2 separate regions of the Homo sapiens genome follow, and region 1 is linked to region 2. A link is an interaction called in ENCODE POLR2A ChIA-PET data of the cell type or tissue named here. Cell type or tissue: PC-3. All regions are shown on one strand. Links, peaks and the distances in the headings refer to the core of each region. The heading gives the core; the rest is flanking DNA. Region 1 has its middle 38 kb from the start of MIR4472-2. Region 2 has its middle 21 kb from the start of MED13L.

Region 1 (5,378 bases), core at 53-5,052, 91 kb after region 2:
GGGAGTGCTTGACCAAGGTCACCCGTTTGGGGAAGCAGGGCGAGTACAGGTCAGTTCCACTGCACACTGCAGGCCCTGAACCTCCCAATCAACTATACTGTTCTTTAGTTACCTGCAAATTCATCCCCTCTACCGCTAAACCTGGCTCCCTATGTCTCCTAGGGTATTGGATTTTTGAGAACAGGAAGGCACAACTATTATTTTAAAGAAATTATATGAACTGGTGGGGCGTGGTGGCTCACTCCTGTAATCCCAGCACTTTGGGAGGCCAAGCTGGGAGGATCACGTCAGCCTAGGAGTTCAAGACCAGCCTGGGTAACATAGGGAGACCTTGTCTCTACAAAAGAATTAAAAAGATAGCCAGGCGTGGTAGCATGCACCTGTAATTCCAGCTCCTCATGAGGTGGGAGGATCACTTCAGCCTGGGAAGTTGAGGTTGCAGTGAGCCATGATCACACCACTGCACTCCAGCCTGGGTGACAGAGCAAGACCCTGTCTCAAAAAAGAGGAAAAGAAAAGAAAAGAAAAGAAATTGTATGGGCTGGGCGTGGTGACTCACGCCTGTAATCCCAGCACTTTGGGAGGCCGAGGTGGGCGGATCACTGGAGGCCAGGAGTTGGAGATCAGCCTGGCCAACATGATGAAACTCCGTCAATACAAAAAATACAAAAATTAGCTGGGTGTGGTGGTGTGTGTCTGTAATCCCAGCTACTCGGGAGGCTGAGGCAGGAGAATCGCTTGAACCTGGGAGACAGAGGTTGCAGTGAGCAAAATGGTGCCACTGCACTCCAGCCTGGACAACAGAGTGAGACTGTCTCGAAAAAAAATAAAAAATTATATAAACTTACAATTAAATAGATACATTGAATTGAAAGATAAAAGTAATAACACTAAAACTCCTCACTTCTTAATTTACTATGTTCTCCCATTACCTATGCTCTTAAGATTATGATATCTGTTTGGTGAAAATTCTCTACAGTGTCTGCTCCTGTGCCTGTCTTCCCAACTCTGTGTTCAGTGACCTCCCCTTGGGAGTTTGAGATTGACTTTGGTGGGAGTATTTACACCATAGAAATGGGCAAATGCTATATACCAGGGTTTTCCTCCAGAGAACTAGTTATTAAACATTGACCAGCACCACTGATCACAACATTTGTGGTAGGTATTATAAGCCCTTTTAACACAGAAGCGACTGAGGCTTAGGAATGCTAAGTGATTTGGCCGAGATCAATGGCTAGGCAGTGGTGGAGCCAGAATTCGATTCCAGGTCATGTCATCTCTACTGCGTGGATATACCTTCGCGATTGCTGAAGAAGGAAAAATAAAACAGAAGCTCACTCCTTTCCAACCTACTCCCACCCCAGATGCTGCCTTGTGTCTGATTAGTAGAAGCAGAAGGTTGTTGGAGTTGGTTCCAATAGAAGAGTAGTAAGTCCTTGGCCTGGAAAGGAGGGAGTGAGACAAGAAGATGACAAGTTAAAGTTTTAAACAGACTGAAATCTCATTCCACTCACTTGAGCATTCAAGAGCTAGTGCTAAGTTGGCCAATTAAGAGTAATTTCATCTCTAGCGCCTCTTCGAGAGTTATTTAAATAAGACTTTAGAATTAATCTTTCATTTATCCCAAGAATGAAACGCCATTCCTACCCTCCACCCTCCCGCCACACACACACACACACACACACACACACACACACAAATGGAGCCACTCTTTTCAAAAGGATGAAGTGTGGTGTTAAATTAACCTTATTCATCCCACACCTGAGCTGCGGTTCTTCCTGAACTGTGTGGACCTAGCGTTAAGTTGTTGCTTCTTTCAGCTCCACGAGTATTTTTAAGTAGATTCAAAGTCCCTCTTGTGAATGAATCATGAACTCAGCAAACGTCAGAAGAGCCTAAAACTCATCAATTGGTAAATATCATTTGTGCAGTGTTTAAGAGGGCAGATAACTTGCCTCCTCATACAACCCTCATGCAGATGAGAAGTAGGTAATTAAGTCCATCTTAGCCATCTCCTCCCAACTCCTTTATTCTTCCTCGTGAGGATCTGCAGTCTCAGTCTTTGATCTTTCTTTGCTCTGTCCTGAAGTTTCCCCGGCCATGGAAGGAGTCTTGAGCAGAGTGTGAGAATGGCCAGGTGGCGGAAGTGTCTGAGAAGATCCTGCATCGATCCAGAAGCAGTGGGATAAGGAAGGAGCACTGGATGGAAGTCAGGTGTCCTGGGGCCCAGCGCTGGCCCTGCCACACATGGTGTGAGCGCTGAACCCCTGTCCACCTAGCAAAGGTCACATGATGTCCTGGACCCCTGTCCTGTCCTGGACCCATGTCCTGTCCTGGACCCATGTCCTGTCCTGGACCCCCTGTCCACCCAGCAAAGGTCACATGATGTCCTGGACACCTGTCCTGTCCTGGACCCCTGTCCACCCAGCAAAGGTTACATGATGCTGTCTGTAAGCTTCTTTTTATGGTTCTGATATCCAAAGCCACTTAATAGCGTGGAACTTCCACTTCTCCAGTTTAAAAGGTTAAATATGTATATCAGGCTGGCTGGGCTCAGTGGCTCACGTCTATAGTCCCAGCTACTGGGGAGGCTGAGGTGGGAGGATCACTTAAGCCTGGGAGGCGGAGGTTGCAGTAAGCCAAGATGGTGCCACTGCACTCCAGCCTGGGTGACAGCGAGCCCCTGTCTCAAAAACTGTATATGTATATAAGGGCCTACATTTTTGGTTAGGGAGAGAAAGAGAATGAATAAGAAGCTGGTTCTTGTATCTTGAGTCATTACAAACTCCTCTCTCTCCCCCTGCCTGAGGCGTCCTCCTTCTTCATTCTCTATTCAGTTTGCAAGGCTGTTATTCCTGCCAAATGAGTCATTGATGTGGGAAAGTTAATTTATTTTGGCAGACATCACCATTGCTCCGAGAAATAGAGACTATGCACCCACTGTCGCAGAAGACACAAATTATCGTGGTGATTCATTCATTCCTCCCTGCATTCATTCATTCCCAGAATACGTGATTGTTTCTGGAACATACACAAATGGGCAACCCTACCTGTTGTTTTCTGTCTCAGAGAGTAGATGTGAGAATTAAATGAGGTAATATGTAAAAGTGCTTATATAATAATAATAATAACTAATCCTGATTGAGCACGTATTACGTGTCAAGCTGCGTGGTAAGCCTTTTACCTGCTTTATTTATTGTCTTTGATCCTAACACTGCTCTGCAGGGCAGGGATAATGAGTACTTTATTTCAGAGATTCAGAGATTGAAGCTAGGGCAGGTCAAGGTGACCTGGCCACAAGTCATTAAACAGTGCACAAGTGGCAGAGGGAAGCCAGCCCTGAGTCTGGACTTGAAAATATTGCATCATGACCCATATTTATAAGGTATTGATCACAAGGCAGGCATTGGACTTAGAACTTGCTTCTTCTCTCCCATCTTACTCACTTGTCACACAAAACACCTGTGACGTGAGTGCTGTGATTAGCATCTCTATTTTCCAGCTGAGCAAACTGAGATTTGGAGAAGGGAGACAAGTTGCCCAAGGAGTCTCAATTACTGCAGAGCAGAGCTGGGTGCAGGGACAGGAGTCTGGGCTCAGAGGACACTCTGTCTTCACTGTGAGCAGAGAGAGCAGAGAGCTGGCACTTGGGATGTGGGTGTGCCATTTTTGTTAGCCACACTTACCATGAGCACCATGGTCACTCTCTCCAGGGTGCACACATGGTCCCAGGCAATAGATCCTGTGACAGAGACAATGCTGTGGGTTCACCAAATCTTATATTCAGGCTCTGAGACACACAAAGGGGCCCCGGCAATTGCTGAGCGCTGACTAATGGAATGTGGGAGTAAGTGATGAAGGTCACTTCCAGGTTGAGCCTTAAAAAAAACAAAATCCTGTGATCCTATATCTGCTGGCCAGACACAGCAGAGAGTCCCTTGGAAGATCCTGAGATCTTGAAGGACAATGAAACTATCAAATGGAGGATGCCTGGATCCCTGAGTGACTGCATGGAGCAAAGCTCTTTCCAACCTCCCAATTGAGCTGTATTGGACTGTGGTTTGGACCTCAACCTTTACTGGGGTACTCACTGAGATGGGGTTGTTTTTACAGCAGTTAGCTACCTTTACTCATACAGATGTTTTAAGAAGTGTATTGGTGCAATCCTAGCTCACTGCTGACTTGAACTCCCGGGCTCAAGTAATCCTCCCACCTTAGCCTCCTGAGTAGCTGGGACTACAGGTGGCAGCTATAAGAAGTGGTTTTTTTTTTTACATAATCATATTTTGGTCTCGAGTTGCCTTGGGAAAGGGCTTGCCTCCACCAGAACTCAAGCTTCATGAAGGTCTATTCCCTTGCTTTGGGTGCAGGGCCTGGCACACCATAGGTCCTCAGTAAATATTTGTGGAAGTGACTGAATGAACCTCTCATCTCAGAGGTCCTTTGCCCACAAGGACACTTCCTGGATGATGATGGGAAGAAGGTCTTATTCACGTGACTCAGTCCTTCATCCTCTCCCAACTCACTCCAGCTCGCTTTGCATATCTCCAGTATGGATCTGGGGGGACAACCCTAGCAGTAACATCAGGAACCTGCCTGTCAAACAGATGCCACTCTACAAATATCACGCTGACTTCACATCATCCCAATTGGCTGTAAAATCTGGGAAAAGCCAGGCAGAGTGGGCTCCGAGCTGCTCACACCACATTTAGATGTTTACAGAAAACCAATGCACAAGGATTTGCTCGAAAGCTAAATTTCCTCTTAGCCAAAGCCCAGAAATACCTTTTAAACCCTGAGCAAATAAGCCAGAGGAGAAGGCATTTTCCCTTTGACTGAGCCTTCAGAGCCTGGAGATCTTCAACTTTTCAAAGAATCAAGCTTGCTGCAAAAGACAGACTTCATGGGGATGGGACTCCCTCGCTGGCCACAACAGAGAGACTTTGCAGATTTGCCCTTTCGCCCCAGACCAGATGGCAAAAACAGCCACAAGCCCCAGGCCTGACTTCAGACTGCAAATAGAAACAGCCCCGGAATGCACGTCTAGGTCCACTCAGAGAGAGAACGCTGGCTCAAAATAAAATAAAAATGAGCAATTGTTTTAGAAAACTAACCAAACAAACAAAACCCTCTCCTGGTGGAGTGCTGAGCTGAGCGTGATGTACTCTGAATACAAATTTGCTATAACCAGCACTGACATTGACAATACTGGCTGTCATTTATTGAGCACTTACTATGTGCCAAGCGATGGCTTTACACAGGAACCCCATGGAATCCTTAAACAACAACCTTCTGAGACTGGCATTTTATTATTTCTCTTTTATAGATTCAGAAATGGAGGTGAAGAGAGGGTAAGAAACAAATTCAGGGCCGGGCAT
Region 2 (5,378 bases), core at 286-5,285:
CAGGGCACATTGGATATCTATGAAACAAGAATGGCACAGCCCTTCTGGCTATCGCAGTGGACTCTGTATCTGGAGCTCATCAGATGAGGTCCAAAGTCTGTAAGAAACCAACAGGAGGAGCTGAAGCAGGCTAGATCCCAGTCTGTTAGGGAAGCTGGAGAAAGGGTCAGTGTGGCGGCTGCATGCACCAAGTAAACACAGAGGTTCTGCTAACTTGAAGGATTGGTTTGATACTGTGATGCTTGAGTTTTGTTTTCCTTCCCACAGTATTACTTAATGGATGTAATTTAATGGGTGCCAAAAGTCTCCAAATCTCTCTTCCCTACTAGAAGGAAATGCCTTAAATTCTCACCATTCCATTCACATTTTTTTAATTCAAAAAGCTTTTTGCTTTATTAGATTATAAAAATAACATTAACAAGTAAATAAATAAGATAAAATGAGAGAGCAAAAGGAAAAGAAACGCAAGCTCTCCATTAAATATTCAAACAATATGGAAGAATATTAATGAGCAAGTGAAAATGACCTACAATTCCATCATTCCATGATATGCACTACTAACATGTTGAAAAATATCTAATGAAGCAATAAAAGCAGCATATTTAAAGATCTACCATGCTCCAGGCACTGGATTACAGGGGACAATGTTTGTCCTTTGGGACTTCATAAGCTTCTGAAGGAAACAAATGAGGTATTATAAGTGTGATGAGTGTTTTGCAACTTGTTTTCTGCACTCAACAACGTGTCATAGGCATCTTCGTGTGTGTGTGTGTGTGTATGTGTATGCATATATCAGGGATGAAAATATCACTAAGTATTTATCAACTTTTCACCTATTCTTTCTTCTAAAGAAGATTCTGCCTTTGCCTCCCTAATCCCTAGACCTTTTGTTGGACCCATCAGGGACTGGAGAAGCTAAGAGTGAGTACATTGACTTGCAATTTGCACAAGGAAGGACCTGAAGCCACCTGGGGTAGAACAGAGTAGATCAAAAAGGGAGTAAGGCCAGGCATAATGGCTCATGCCTGTAATCCCAACTCTTTGGGAGGCTGAGGCAGAAGGATCACTTGAGCCCAGGAGTTTGAGCTTGCAGTGAGCTATGATGGTGTCACTGCACTCCAGCCTGGGCAACAGAGCAAGACCGTCATCATTACAAAAATTAAAAAAAAAAAAATTAGGCATGGTGGCACCTGATTGTGGTCCTAGCCTCTCAGGAGGCTGAGGTGTGAGCCCAGGAGTTCCAGGTTGCAGCGAGGTATGATGGCACCACTGTACTCCAGGCTGGGCCATACAACAAGACCCTGTCTCTTACAATTAAAAAAAAAAGTGGGGAGGAGTGGATGAATGAAGAAGGAAAGAGTGCCTGAAGAAAAGAATATAATAGCCCACACTGAAATTGGGAGGAAATGAGGAGAAGCATTTAAGGAAGTAGCTGTTACAATGAGGGAGACTTGAGGATCGTACGGATTGCTCAAAGAGGCTTCAGTTCAGATATCAATTATTTTCCAATGCTGGTGATTCTTTGGTATGTGATTCTTTGGTTGAGACTGGCCACAGTTTGGCTCATTGTAGTCTGATAGCACATAAAACTACCTCATTCTTTTTGATGGCTGTATAGTGTTCCATTGTGTGAGTGTAAACAAACTTTATTTACTCCTTTCCCTTTAGGCTGAGATGTAGGTCATTAGATCTATTTTTGCTATTAAATATAGACACTGTGATGGACATCTTTCCAAATAGGCTTACTTCTAAAAAGTGAAAGATAGGTAGGTGAATGAAGACAGGGAAATAGGAAAGAAAGGAGAAGAAAGAAAGAAAAAAGAAACAGCAAGAGAAAAAGAAAGAAAGGAAAGAAAGAAAGAAAAAGAAAGAAAGAAAGAAAGAAAGAAAGAGGAAGGAAGGAGGGAAGGAAGGAAGAAAAAACTGTGGTTTATCTATACAACACAATACTACTCATTCACAAAAAAGAATGAAATATTGATACACAAAACATGGATGAATCTAAAATTAATTACACGAATGAAAGAAACTTCTGTATGTTTCCATTTCTATAAAATTCTAGAAAGAAAACAGACCAGTAGTTGCCTGGGTACTGGGATGTGGGACAGGAGAGAGGGATGACAAAGGGGCATGAGGCCATTTTTGGGAATGATCCTATATTAATGATCTTGATTGTGGGATAGTTTCACAGGGGTACACATAAGTTAAAATTATTAAACTGTACACTTTAAACATGTGCAGACTATTGCATGTCTGTTATACCTTAATAAAACTAATAAAGTAGATGATGATAGGCAGACAGATGGGAGTGGCCTTTTAAGGTGAACAAGAGAAGAAAGGGGACCCAGCCGAGTGATTTAGGAACAGTTGGCTTGGGGCCTGGGGAGAAAGGCAGAGAGTATACTGTGGATTTCTGTGGGACACCACAGTGCAGAGGGGTGTTTTTAGAGGGCAGCCCTGATAAGATAGCTTCTAGGATTGAGGAGATGGGCAAGGCTAAGACCCAAGTCCCACCTCATACTAATTTCCCAGCTGCAGCATAGATCTGTTTTTGACCCCTCTGCAATACAGAACTTGAAGTGGTTAAAAGGCTGGGGCAGCCCTAGGTTCGTGTACTAGCTCTGATCCTTTTTGTTTGTTTTTTGAGACAGGATGTCACTCTGTCACCCAGGAGGGAGTGTAGTGGCATGATCATGGCTTACTGCAGCCTCAACCTCCTGGACTCAAGCGATCCTCCCACCCCAGCCTCCTGAGTAGCTGGGACCACAGGCATGTGCCATCATGCCCAGCTAATTTTTTATTTTTATTTTTCATAGAGATGGGGTCTCACTATGTTACCCAGGCTGGTCTCAAACTCCTGGGTTCAAGTGATCCTCCCACTTCAGCCTCCCAAACTGTTGGGATTATAGGTGTGAGCCACCGTGCCTGGCCTGACTCTGCTCCTTTTTAACTTTGTGGACTTGGCAGGTGAAGCCCCCTTTCTGAGCCTCAGTTTTCTCATCTGTAAAATGGGGATAGTAAGTAGTACCTACAATAAAGTGTTTGCGAGACATTGTGAAATAAAGGCACAGAGTGCTTAGCAAACTGTGTGACACATAGTGGGCACTGAATAATAGTTTATTTTATTTTTTTATACAGTATTTAAGAGATTAAGAGCTGGGACTCTGGAGTCAGGCCAACCCAAATTCAAATCCCAGATAATCGACTTTGAGCAGGTGACTTAAATTCTCTGAGTTTCATCTCCTCATCTATAACCTGGAGACGATACACATGCATTGGTTAAAAGCCTGGAAGGAAACAGAGGGCACACTCAAACTGAGTAATTTGAGGAGAGTTTAACATAGAGATTATTTGCACAGGTGTGGGCAGAATTTAGGACTATCAACAGGGTAGAGTGTGATACCTGGGTTGGCAAAGGGAGGTGCTGTTACTACCCCTGGGCTTGCAAGGACTAGAAGGGTCAATTGCCAAACCTGAAAAGGCGGAGCTGTATGGAGAAGGTCACCCAACAGGAAATGTGGCATTTGGAAGAGGCACAGCCAGTCCATGGCAACATAGAAAGGAGAAGTGTGGGGGACAAGTGTCCCAAACTCATTGTCTTCCTTCCTCCGATCTCCTGCCAGTGCCTCTTCTCTCCTTAGACAAACCCAACTAGGGGCCAGAGGGCCAGGGAGCCAACGGGAACAGCTCAGCCCCAAAGGTTCAGAGTAGGAGGACAAAAGGATGAGTGAACCTAGAGGGGCGAAAAGATTAAATTCAATAGGTAAAGGTCCAATCTCATGGGATTAATAGCAACTCCTGAGTAATCAATGAGATCAGGTTAATAAAGCATCTAGCACATAGTAAGGCTCCCCTAAGTGGCAGCAGCCCATGGTTACCCTGGAACCAACCCTAGCTAGATTCTCAGGGTTGCTGCCTGGCCAGCCTTGACCCAACCCACAGTGCTGGGAATGGAACAGAGCTGATCTTCTCCTACTTTCTGTGTTTACTTAGAGAAAACTTGGCTGCTTAGAGCCAGAAGAGGTTGACTGTGGTTTTCTGCAACAGCTGGGGGTGAGGGGAGGCAGAGAGAGGGGAGCTGGAACATATTAGGACTCCTGAAAGCCAAGAGACCCCAGAGCCCGGGAATCTGAGAAGAGTCCACACGCAGAACAGCATTTGCTTGCTGTCACTTTGCCAAGAGATTGTGGATTTCAGGGCTGAGTGGCAAGTCCTGGGACCTCATCCCCAGGAGGCAGGGCCACGGGGCTGCACCCAGGGCCGGCTATGTGGAATGTGCTGCTCTTGGAAGCGACTGAGGCTCTCGCTTTTTAAAATTGGCCTGTAAATCTCCGTATAGTTTTCAGGGTTTAGGAATTTTATTTTATCTGGATTAAAGTCATGTTCTGCTTTGGCATCGGAAGGCGTTTATGACTGTTAAAACAAGAAATGAAAAATATAGGCTTGGAATCAGAGAGGCTGCCTCCTGCCAGACTTTTAGGGGTTTGTCTTGGGGGCCAGGCTGAAGGTTTTCTGCCCCTTCTCTGACTGCTCTGGTGTTTCTTGATAAAGTTGGGGCTGCCTGAATCTGAGCAGCAAACGCAATAGCCTGGGAGGGTCTGTTAGGAAGGAAACCTTTTTCTTTGCTTAGGTGAGCTCTACCAGTCTCTGTTTTCCCCCTCTAGGGAAATGTACACTCTCTGGAGCATTGTTTAAAGGGTTTTCTCACATTGCCGGCACCTGGCTGCACTTGGTCTAGGAGGCAGATGGCTTAGGACTTTTGATTCATCAGGGCTTGGGATGACTTTACATTCCCCCAAATTGCCATTTTGGGCAGGATTTACATAACTGAGATTCCAGCTTTCTTTGGCCTAGTTTTGCCATTTTCTCTATTCCGTTTTGCTTTTAAAGCACACATGCATTGTGTGTGCACACACATGCATACACACACACACACACACACACACACACGCATTTCTTTCCTAATGGTACAAGTTATACATGCTTCATGGAGAACACTTGGAAAGCAAAGGAAAGCACCAAGCGGGGGTCGGGGTGGGGAAGGAGCTGGAAAGCAAAAAAATCACAAGAGAAAATCACTAGACATTTTGACAAAGATTGTTCTAACATGTTTCCTCCTATCCAGCTATCATCTACCTATCCTCTATTTTTATTTTATTATTATTATTATTATTTTGAGACAGAGTCTCGCTCTGTTGGCCAGGCTGGAGTGCAATGGCTAGATCCTGGCTCACTGCAACCTCTGCCTCCCAGTTTCAAGCAATTCTCCTGCCTCAGCCTCCCGAGGAGCTGGGACTACAGGCATGTCCCAACACACCTAGCTAATTTTTGTATTTTTGACAGAGATGAGGTTTCACCATGTCGACCAGGCTGGTCTC

What was found. Peaks named below come from ENCODE experiments on the same cell type or tissue, not always from the same donor. Only the 100,000 strongest peaks of a DNase experiment are listed, where the experiment ranks them.
Region 1: POLR2A ChIA-PET joins it to region 2 with 10 read pairs; 5 of 35 experiments call an interaction of 5 or more read pairs at or near these places.

The regions. Positions count from the first base shown.
Region 1 is chr12:116,387,302-116,392,679 of GRCh38, forward strand. No RefSeq gene overlaps it. Among named protein-coding and RNA genes, the nearest start is that of MIR4472-2, 38 kb to the right of the region's middle. In PC-3, for the core only: no CTCF peak of the experiment used is centred there; DNase peaks (open chromatin) are centred at 2,870, 3,490 and 3,820; H3K4me3 peaks cover 431 bases; H3K27ac peaks cover 3,708 bases.
Region 2 is chr12:116,295,785-116,301,162 of GRCh38, forward strand. No RefSeq gene overlaps it. Among named protein-coding and RNA genes, the nearest start is that of MED13L, 21 kb to the left of the region's middle. In PC-3, for the core only: a CTCF peak has its summit at 3,374; no DNase peak of the experiment used is centred there.